Linked DNA regions of Homo sapiens: region 1 is linked to region 2. The links are chromatin loops, found by intact Hi-C in ENCODE. Cell type or tissue: K562. All regions are shown on one strand. Links, peaks and the distances in the headings refer to the core of each region. The heading gives the core; the rest is flanking DNA.

Evidence for each region. Hi-C counts contacts between places; a loop is a spot of excess contacts. Peaks named below come from ENCODE experiments on the same cell type or tissue, not always from the same donor. Only the 100,000 strongest peaks of a DNase experiment are listed, where the experiment ranks them.
Region 1: it touches region 2 in a loop (2.1-fold over the local background); 1 of 110 quality-filtered maps calls a loop at or near these places.

The regions. Positions count from the first base shown.
Region 1 is chr7:64,722,631-64,728,166 of GRCh38, forward strand. No RefSeq gene overlaps it. Among named protein-coding and RNA genes, the nearest start is that of MIR6839, 46 kb to the left of the region's middle. In K562, for the core only: no CTCF peak of the experiment used is centred there; no DNase peak of the experiment used is centred there.
Region 2 is chr7:64,912,041-64,917,576 of GRCh38, forward strand. All of the region lies in intron 1 of ZNF273 (zinc finger protein 273), which reads left to right. Among named protein-coding and RNA genes, the nearest start is that of ZNF273, 12 kb to the left of the region's middle. In K562, for the core only: no CTCF peak of the experiment used is centred there; a DNase peak (open chromatin) is centred at 2,751.

The DNA.
Region 1 (5,536 bases), core at 503-4,502, 190 kb before region 2:
TCCTGCCTCAGCCACCCGAGTAGCTGGGATTACAGGCATGTTCCATCAAGCCCAGCTAATTTTTGTATTTTTAGTACAGACGGAGTTTCACCATGTTGGCCAGGCTGGTCTCGAACTCCTGACCTCGGGTGATTCACCCACCTCCGCCTCCCAAAGTGTTGGGATTACTGGCGTGAGCCACTGCGCCCAGCCATCCTAGCTTTTAATATAAAAATTAAACATATTTCAAAAGTAAAATTAGTGGCTCTTTTAAGTCATGAGAAGGATATCTTTGTTAGAATCAATTTGCCAAAGTATTTACGTTAAGCTTAGTAATAAGTGCTTTAAACCAAAATTCAAGTTCTACATACTCTCTCAGGATAAAAAGTGGCTTTTATTTTTTTACCAATAAAATATTTTTTAAACTGTTATTTCCAATTTAGAGGGGGTATACTTAACCTTTCTAGACTCCCTCAGTAATTGGTAAATTACTCTTTTTATTTTGTTATTATTACTTTTTTCTTTTTCCTTTATTTGAGAGAAAGGGTCTCATCCTGTCACTCAGGCTAGAGTGCAGTGGTGCAATTATAGCTCACTGCAGCTTCAAACTTGTGGCCTCAAAAAATCCTCCCTCCTCAGCCTCCCGAGTAGCTGGGACCACAGGCACAAGCCAGTGTTCCCAGCCCATTATTATTACTTTTAATGTCTGCTAGTTCTAGGGGTGCACGAAGATTTAAAGGGCACATTTTTCCGGGATTTGGCCATAACATGAGCACTGGAAATGAAAGAAATAGGTCCCATAGGGAAGGCAGTGCCCGTGAGGGTAGAATCTGGGTGTGGGTGTGACCACTCCCCATCCCAACTTGGCTCTATCTTGTCCTTTGAAGAGACAGAGTAATAGCAAAAGGCAAGAAGGGGACTTGGGTTTGGGGTCACAAGGCCTGATTTTAGGTCTGGAGTTGGCCTCTTAAAGGCTATGTGAAGTTGGCAATGTCTTCAGTCCCTCTCCTGCATTTGCAAAATGAGGAAGGTGAGGCTGGATGAGTTCTGAGGTTCCTTTCAGTCTTTTTTAAAAAAATTTTTATTTCCATAGGTTTTTGGGGAGCAGGTGGTATTTGGTTACCCAAGTAAGTTCTTCAGTGGTGATTTGTGAGATTTTGGTGCACCCATCACTCAAGCAGTATACACTGAACCCAATGTGTAGTATTTTCTCTCTCACCTTCTTCCCACCCTTTCCCCCTGAGTCTTAAAATCTGTTGTGTCATTCTTATGCCTTTGCATCCTCATAGCTTAGCTCCCACTTATGAGTAAAACATACGAGTTTGGTTTTCCATTCCTGAGTTATTTCACTTAGAATAATAGTCTCCAATCTCATCCAGGTTTCTGTGAATGCCATTAACTGATTCCTTTTTATGGCTGAGTAGTATTCGATTATATATATATTTGATTATATATATATATTTGATTATTATATATATTCGATTATATATATATATATATCCACTTGTTTATATATAGTTTTCATCCACTTGTTGATTGATGGGCATTTGGATTGGTTCCACATTTTTGCAATTGCAAATTGTACTGCTATAAACATGCCTGTGCAAGTATTTTTTTTGTATAATGACTTCTTTTCCTCTGGATAGATACTCAGTAGTGGGATTGCTAGATCAAATGGTAGTTCTATTTTTAGTTCTTTAAGGAATCTCCATACTGTTTTCCATAGTGGTTATACTAGTTTACATTCCCATCAGCCGTGCAGAAGTGTTCCCTTTTCGCCACATCCATGCCATCTATTTTTTTTAATCTTTTGATTATGGCCATTCCTGTGAAAGTAAGATTGTATTGCATTTTGGTTTTGATTTGCATTTCCTTGATCATCAGTGATGTTGTGCACTTTTTCATATGTTTGTTGGCCATTTGTGTATCTTCTTTTGAGAATTGTTTATTCATTTTCTTAGCCCACTTTTTGATGGGATTGTTTGTTCGTTCTTGCTATTTTGTTTGAGTTCATTGTAAATTCTGGATATTAGTCCTTTGTCAGATGTATAAATTGTGAAAATTTTCCCCCATTCTGTGGGTTGTTGTTTACTGACTGTTTCTTTTGCTGTGCTAACGTTCTTTAGTTTAATTAAGTTCCACCTATTTATCTTTGTTTTTATTGAATTTGCTTTTGGGTTCTTGATCATGAAGTTTTTGCCAAAGCCAATGTCTAGAATGGTTTTTCCAATATTATCATTGAGAATTTTTTGTTTCAGGTCTTAGATTTAAGACCTTTATCTATCTTGAATTGATTTTTGTATAAGGTGAGAAATGAAGATCCAGTTACATTCTTCTACATGTGGCTTGCAAATGATCCCAGCACCATTTGTTGAATAGGGTGTCCTTTCACACTTTTTTTTTATTGTTGTTGCTTTGTTGAAGATCAGTGGGCTATAAGTATTTGGGTTTATTTCTGGGTTCTCTATTCTGTTTCATTGGTCTATGTGCCTATTTTTATATCTGTACCATGCAGTTTTGGTGACTCTGGCCTTATAGTATAGTTTGAAATCAGGTAATGTGATGTCTCCAGAAATGTTCTTTTTGCTTAATCTTGCTTTGGTTTGTGGACTCTTTTTTGGTTCTATATGAATTTTCAGATTGCATTTTCTAGTTCTGTGAATAATGATGGTGGTATTTTGATGGGAATTGCATGGGATTTGTAGATTGCTTTTGGCAGTATAGCCATGTTTACAATGTTGATTTACCCATTCATGAGCATGGGATGTGTATTTATTTGATTGTGTCATCTATGATTTCTTTCAACAGTGTTTTGTAGTTTGGTGTATTCCTAAGTGTTTTATTTTTTTTTCAGCTATTATAAAAGGGGTTGGGTTGTTTATTTGATTTTCAGCTTGGGGTGCTGTTGGTGTATAGCAGAGCTATGGATTTGTGTACATTAATTTTGTATCCTGAAACTTTGCTGAGTTCATTTATCACTTCTAGAAGCTTTATGGAAGAGTCTTTAGGGTTTTCTAGGTATACAATTATATCAGCAGCCAACAGCAACAGCAACAAAAAGCAGTTGTTTTTTGTTTTTGTCTTTTTTTTAGACAGAGTGTTGCTCTGTCACCCAGGCTGGAGTGCAATGGCACGATCTCAACTCACTGCAACCTCTGCCTCCTGGGTTCAAGCAATTCTCCTGCCTCAGCCTCCTGAGTAGCTGGGACTACAGGTGCCCGCCACCACGCCTGGCTAATTTTTTTGTATTTTTAGTAGAGACGGGGTTTCACTGTGTTAGCCAGGATGGTCTCGATCTCCTGACCTCGTGATCCAGTCTATCATTGTTGGACATTTGGGTTGGTTCCAAGTCTTTGCTATTATGAATAGTGCCGCAATAAACATACGTGTGCATGTGTCTTTATAGCAGCATGATTTTTGCACATCTTTTTGATATGCTGTTGGATTTGGTTAGCTAGTATTTGGTTACGAATTTTTGCATCTATATTCATCAGGGATATTGGTCTATAGTTTTTTTATTGGTTGTGTCCTTTCCTGGTTTTTGGTATTAGGGTGATACTGGCTTTATAGAATGATTTAAGGAGGATTCCGTCTTTCTCTATCTTGTGGAGTAGTGTCAATAGGATTGGTACCAATTCTTCTTTAAATGTCTGGTAGAATTCAGCTGTGAATTTGTCTGGTCCTGGACTTTTTTTTGTTGTTGTTGGCAATTTTGTTATTACCATTTCAATCTCGCTGCTTCTTATTGGTCTGTTCAGGATTTCTAATTCTTCCTGATTTAAGCTAGGAGGGTTGTATCTTTCAAGGAATTTATACATCTTCTTCTGGTTTTCTAGTTTATGCATATAAAGATGTTTAAATAGTACCTTAAATAATCTTTTGTATTTTTGTGGTGTTAGTTGTAATAGCTCTTGTTTCATTTCTAATTGAGGTTCTTTGGATCCTCTCCTTTTCTTGGTGAATCTTGCTAATGGTCTATCAATTTTATTTATCTTTTCAAAGAACCAGGTTTTAGTTTCATTTATCTTTTCTATTATTTTGTTTCAATTTCATTTGTTCTGTTGGGATCTTGGTTATTTCCTTTCTTCTCCTGGGTTTGGGTTTAGTTTGTTTTTGTTTCCCTAGTTCCTTGAGGTATAACCTTGGATTGTCTATTTGTGCTCTTTCAGACTTTTTGTTGTAAGCATTTAGGGCTATAAATTTTCTCTTAGCACTGCATTTGCTGTATCCTGGAAGTTTTGATATTATTCAGTTAGAAGATTTTTTTAAATATCCATCTTGATTTTATTGTTGACCCAATGATCATTCAGGAGCAAGTTATTTAATTTTCATGTATTTGCATGATTTTGAAGGTCCCTTTTGGAGTTGATTTCTGGTTTTATTCCACTGTGGTCTGAGACAGTACCTGATATAATTTCAACTTTCTTAAATTTACTGAGACTTGTTTTGTAGTCTATCCTGTGGTTTATCTTGGAGAAAGTTCCATGCACTGATGAATAGAATGTATATTCTGTGGTTGTTTGGTAGAATGTTCCATAAATATCTGTTAAGTCAACTTGTTCCAGGGTATAATTTAAATCCATTGTCTCTTTGTTGACTTTCTGTCTTGATGACCTGTCTAGTGCTGTCAGTGGGGTACTGAAGTCCCCCATTACTATTGTGTTGCTGTCTATCTCATTTCTTAGGTCCAGTAGTAATTGTTTTATAAATTTGAGCACTCCAGTGTTAGGTGCATATATATATTTAAGATTGTAATATTTTTCTGTTGGACAAGGCCTTCTATCATGATATAATTTCCTTCTTTGTCTTTTTTAACTGCTGTTACTTTAAAGTTTGTTTTGTCTAATATAAGAATAGCTACTCTTACTCACTTTTTGTGTCCATTTGCATGGAATTTCTTTTTCCACCTCATTACCTTAAGTTTATGTGAGTCCTTATGTGCTAGGAGAGTGTCTTGAAGGCAGTAGATAGTTGGTCAGTGAATTCTTATCCATTCTACAATTCTGTATCTTTTAAGTGGAGTGTTTAGGTCATTTGCATTCAACGTTAGTATTGATATGTGAGGTAGTATTCTATTCATGATGGTGTTTGTTGCCTGTATACCTTGTTTTTTTATTTGTTTGTTTTATAGGTTCTGTGAGATTTATGCTTTAAAGAGGTTCTGTTTTAACATGTTTCCAGAATTTGTTTCAAGATTTAGAGCTCTTTTTAACAGTTCTGGTAGTGCTGGCTTCATAGTGGCAAATTCTCTCAGCATTTGTTTGTCTAAAAACAACAGTATCTTTTCTTCATTTATAAAGCTTAGTTTTGGCTGGGTGCAGCGGCTCACACCTGTAATCCCAGCACTTTGGGAGGCCAAGGTGGGTGGATCATAAGGTCAGGAGATCAAGACCATCCCGGCCAACATGTTGAAACCCTGTATCTACTAAAAATACAAAAAAATTACCTGGGTGTGGTGGCATACACTTGTAGTCCCAGCTTCTCAGGAGGCTGAGGCAGGAGAATTGCTTGAACCCAGGAGGCAGAGGTTGCAGTGAGCCGAGATCACACCACCGCA
Region 2 (5,536 bases), core at 623-4,622:
CTCTGCCTTCTGCGTTCAAGCGATTTTTGTGCCTCAGCCTACCTAGTAGCTGGGATCACAGGTGCCCGCCACCATACTCAGCTAATTTTTCTAATTTTAATAGAGTCGACGTGGTTTCACCATGTTGGCCAGGCTGGTCTTGAACAGATCTGAGGTGATTCGCCCGCCTCGGCCTCCCAAAGTATGGGGATTACAGGCGTGAGCCACCATGCCTGGCCATTTATGTTGTTTTTAGTTGGAGAGTTCTGTAGATTTCTATTAGGATTATTTGATCAAGTATTGAGTTTAGGTCCTAATATCTTTGTTAATTTCCTGCCTCAATAATCTGTCTAATAGTGTCTGTGGGGTGTTGTTTTCTTCCACTATTACTGTGCTAGAATCGAAGTCTCTTCATAGGTTTCTAAGAACTTGCTTTATTCATGTGCACTCATGAATAACACCTCTTTTCTTCTGTTCCCCCCACCCCATAAACATTCTTTAAAGTGCACACAGTGTGCCCAAGGCTACTCCTTAGATGCCTGAATCCAGTTATCTACTGAGTTCAGATGTCCAAGAGTTCAAGAGCATGTCCTGAGACCTGGCTGTTGTAGGAGAAAATATAAATTAGAAATAAGAGGCTTTATGATTCTGTTTCCTGAAAATAAGGGAGAATATTTTGCTCTTCTCTGTTTTCTTAAAGCATTTAGATTATATGTAGATATTTTTCTGCTTTTTTGAATATATGTAAATCATATGAACAGCTAAATAAACCCTTTGTTTTTCTTTTTGACTCAGGATTCATTTTAGTTTTTTTTTTTTTTTTTTTTGAGATTGAGTTTCGCTCTGTCATCCAGGCTGGAGTGCAGTGGTGCGATCTTGGCTCACTGCAACCTCCGCCTCTTGGGTTCAAGTGATTCTCTTGTTTTAGCCTCCCAAGTAGCTGGGACTACAGGTGTACACCACCATGTCCAGCTAATATTTGTATTTTTAGTAGAGATGAGGTTTCGCCATGTTGGCCAGGCTGGTCTCGAACTCCTGACCTCAGGTGATCTATCCACCTGCCTTGACCTCCCAAAGTGCTGGGATTACAGGCCTGAGCCACTGCACCCGGCCAGCAACTTATTTTCTATTCTTGCAGATCCAGTGATTGTTTCACAAGTCACAAAAAAGTAAATATAAACACAATAAAAATTCCTTTAAACTACATTGAAATTTTCCTTTCTGTGTCTCTCTCATCTGTCTATATTTTGTTTTTATTCTATGCATTTTTTAAAAAATCAGTGACAGAGAAACAGAAGAAGAAGTAAAAATGCTGGGCCCTTCATTTAAATCCTGGGAATTATTGAATGTTTGGTACTAGCTCCCAGGGTGTTACGAGGATTCAATCACATAATGTGTTATTTCCAGCGAAGCGCTGTGTAACATACTCTTGAGAGTGAGAACACGGTGAACACAGTGTCTGCTTAATAAACATTGCAGTAGTACATGTGTACATGCTGTTTTTCAAATGCAGACTTATTCAGACATTGCTGCCTTCTGTTTAATCTGTAAACTTTAAAGAGACAGCGAAGAAGATACTTTAGGGTGGAGATGGATTGTCTTCACTTGTGTTATGACAAGAGTGCTGAGTGTAAGGTACACTTTGCTGTGCCTGCTTCCTCTAACTAGAGCTAATAATGAGCCTAAGGGGAGCAACATCAGCATTGACGAGGACTTGTTTAAAACACCGATTCATGGACCCTTTGCAAACCTGCAGAATAACATTACATAGAGTTGGGTCAAAATTACGAAGTGATTTATAAGCTCGTTAAAGTCTGAGAGGCAATGCTTAGCTAAGTGGTTATCAGCTCAGGCTTCTAATGAGGATTACATGGCCAATTTGCAGAAATCTTTTTACTTGTGCCCTTTCCACAAGTTCTGTTTAATGTTCTTGGTGGAAGCATCCATGTTGTTTTAATTATTAGATTGGTGCAAAAGTAATTGTCGTTTTCGCCTTTTTTTGTTTTTGAGACAGATTTTTGCTCTGTCACCCAGGCTGGAGTGCAATGGCTTGATCTCGGCTACTTCAGCCTCTGCCTCCTGGGTTCAAGCGATTCTCCCACCTCAGCCTCCCCAGTAGCTGGGATTACAGGCATGCACCACTACGTCCTGGTAATTTTTGTATTTTTTTTTTTTTTTTTTTTTTTTTTAGTACAGATGGGGTTATGGGGTTTGGCCATGTTGGTCAGGCTGGTCTTGAACTCCTGACCTCAGGTGATCCACCCACCTTGGCCTCCCAAAGTGCTGGGATTATAGGCATGAGCCACCACACCTGGACTGTTTCTGCTATTTAAAAAAAAAAAACACTATTATTATTACTTATTATTTTTATTTCTTTTACCTTGCCATTAAAAAAAAATTGGCAACAGCCACAGTTATTTTCACACCAACCTAATAAGTGCCTCATGTGATTCTAGAGTGAGAACAGAATCAGCTATGAGGGGTTCAAAATACATTCATGAGAGTTAATTTCTGCCTTTGTACTAAAGGGTGGTCACAGGGCCAGTTCTGTTTGAGTTTGGTAGGAACAGGACAGTACAGCCCATATTGCCATTACTGTAGCAGAAATTGCTGGTGTCTGTGGCAAGGGAGGGCACCTGAGGATAGATAAAGAGAAACTTTATTTTTATCTCTGTGGAGTAGCTCATTGTTCCTGAATCTTTGCTGTTATAAAGAACAGAAACGGGCGGGCTTTATCTGTTTTGGAGTTTTTCATGTCATCTGCCTGTGGGTGTGGTGCTAGCAGATAAGCAGGCGGTGCTGACACTTCAAAGGCACATTCTCAAGATGCAGGTGTGTAATTAGTCCAGAGACTCTCATCTGAGAAGGAATCCCAGAGAAGGAGGAGAAAAGGGGAAAAAATGGCCTTTTTTTTTTTTTTTTAGCTAAACATGTCTCAGATCAAGAGCTGTGTCCACTCTGCCTCCTGGAATGCCATGCGTTTAGTACTTGTAAACCTTTGCTTCTCTACTTGCATTTTTCTTCCCTATTAAGTTTATTTTAACTACTTTAAAAAATTCTCATGATAGTCAAGCATCTCTGAAAAATACTTCTTTCCTATATACCAGAGCCTACTCTACTTTCTCTACATCGTGGCTTCTTATATTCCATGCAGAATTCTCACATGACTTTGTGATGTGCAACATTAAAAATGTTTCCTTTGTGGCTGTGGATACTCAACATTCCTATTGGGGAAAAGCTGGTGCCGAGACCAGCTCGGTCAGGGAGAACCTAACCCAGCGGCGCTAGAGGAATTAAAGACACACACAGAAATATAGAGGTGTGAAGTGGGAAATCAGGGGTCTCACAGCCTTCAGAGCTTAGAGCCTCAAACAGAGATTTACCCACGTATTTATTGACAGCAAGCCAGTGATAAGCATTGTTTATGTAGATTATAGATTAAAAGTAGTTCTTATGGGAAATAAAGGGATGGGTTGAAATAAAGGGATGGGTTGGGCTACTTATCTGCAGCAGGAGCACGTCCTGAAGGCACAGATCGCCCATGCTATTGTTTGTGGTTTAAGAAAGCCTTTAAGCGGTTTTCCGCCCTGGGTGGGCCAGGTGTTCATTCCGGTAAACCCACAACCTTCCAGCGTGGGCGTCATGGCCATCATGAACATGTCACAGTGCTGCAGAGGTTTTGTTTATGGCCAGTTTTGGGGCCAGTTTATGGCCAGATTTTGGGGGGCCTGTTTCCAACAAGCTGGGGTCCTTTGTAAATATGGAGAACATGTAATGTTGGGGTTTCATTTGTGTTCTCCATTAGCTCTATGCAGAACAGAATTAACAAAATGCTTATTTAAACAGGATAACATTTATTACCCAAAAAGTTCTAAAAAATAATTACTCAGAGATGGCCAGGCATGATGGTTCATGCCTGTAATCCCAGCACTTTGGGAGGTTGAGGTGGGCAAATCACCTGAGGCCAGGAGTTCAAGACCAGCCTGGCCAACATGGTGAAACCTCGTCTATACTAAAAATACAAAAATTAGCTGGGTGTGGTGGCACATGCTTGTAGTCCCAGCTACTAGGGAGACTGAGGCAGGAGAATCGCTTGAGCCTGAGAGGCAGAGGTTGTAGTGATCAGAGATTGCATCACTGTACTCCAGCCTGGGCAACAAGAAAAAAAATTATTAGGAGAAAACTGCTCTCTACGGTGTTGAAGACTACTTAAAATTACTGTTAAAAATAACAACATAAGATAGGCACGTCGCTCACGCCTGTAATCCCATACACTTTTGGAGGTTGAGGCGGACAGGAGTTCGAGACCAGGCTGGCCAACATGGTGAAACCCCATCTCTACTAAAAATGTAAAAAAAAAAAAAAAAAAATTAGCTGGGCATGGCAGCGGCGGCAGGCGCCTGTAATCCCACCTACTTGGGAGACTGAAGCAGGAGAATCGCTTGAATTCGGGAGGCGAAGATTGCACTGAGCCGAGATCACACCATTGCACTCTAGCCTGGGCAAGGGAGCAAAACTGTCTCAAAAAAAAAAAAAAAAAAAAAAACCATACACACAAAATAACAACATAAGAGTTATCTGTATCTTGAAGAGGGCATAAAACTGATGTTTGTGTATGGTTAAATTCAGACTATAATTTACTTTTGCGAGGGGCAATATTGAAGCAGTGATGCTGTGTTTTTCTGTGTGCCTCAGCGCATCATACAAATCTGTCCTGGTTCAGTTGATGTTAATGATTCACTTGGTATACCTATGTAACAGAACATGTAACCTATGTTACATGTTCTGCACATGTAACCCAGAACTTAAAGTATAATAAAATAAAAGAGCTCTCTGACAGATTTATTTTTCTTACTATAGAGTTAATTATTTTTCTCTTCTTTATTAAGTATCTTTATGCAGCTGATGTGCATAAACCATCACATTTAATCTGGAAGCTGCCCTTCTTTCTTAGGTTTCCTTTGTATATATTTGTCTTTGGAAAATAAAGGCTCTCATCTTTGTTTACAGGCCAGAAAAACTGGGAAAATCACAGGCTCTTCCACTTACTGGATGTTTGACAAAATATTCTTCTTGGGCCAAAAACATTGGCATTACTGGTGAGCTTGTTAAAAATTTGGAAACTCAGACTTTATTCCAGATCTTCTGGAAAGAAAATCTGCATAACAAGATCTCCAGTTTATTACTGTACACATTAAAATTTTAAAGCTAGCTTGTAACACAGCATTTCTTTTCTATCTGAAAAATATACACAGCTGATTCTGTATGATGTAAATATAGCACTCACAAATGTACGTGTTTGTGTTACTAATTTTATACTTTATTATCTAGAAAAGTATCATATATAAACTGCTATTGTGGATCTTATGCTACTCTTTTCTCAGAGTTAGAGAACACATTTGAGAATATTTCTGTTTTGAAAATTATTTTATTGGATAATTTTAGTCACTCCTATAAGTAAAAACCAGTTCTCTTTACTTTCGCATTCCACCTTGAGTCAAATTAAATATTCTGTCCAGAGCAAGTTGGTAAATATGTTTTTGTGTGTGTGTGTTTT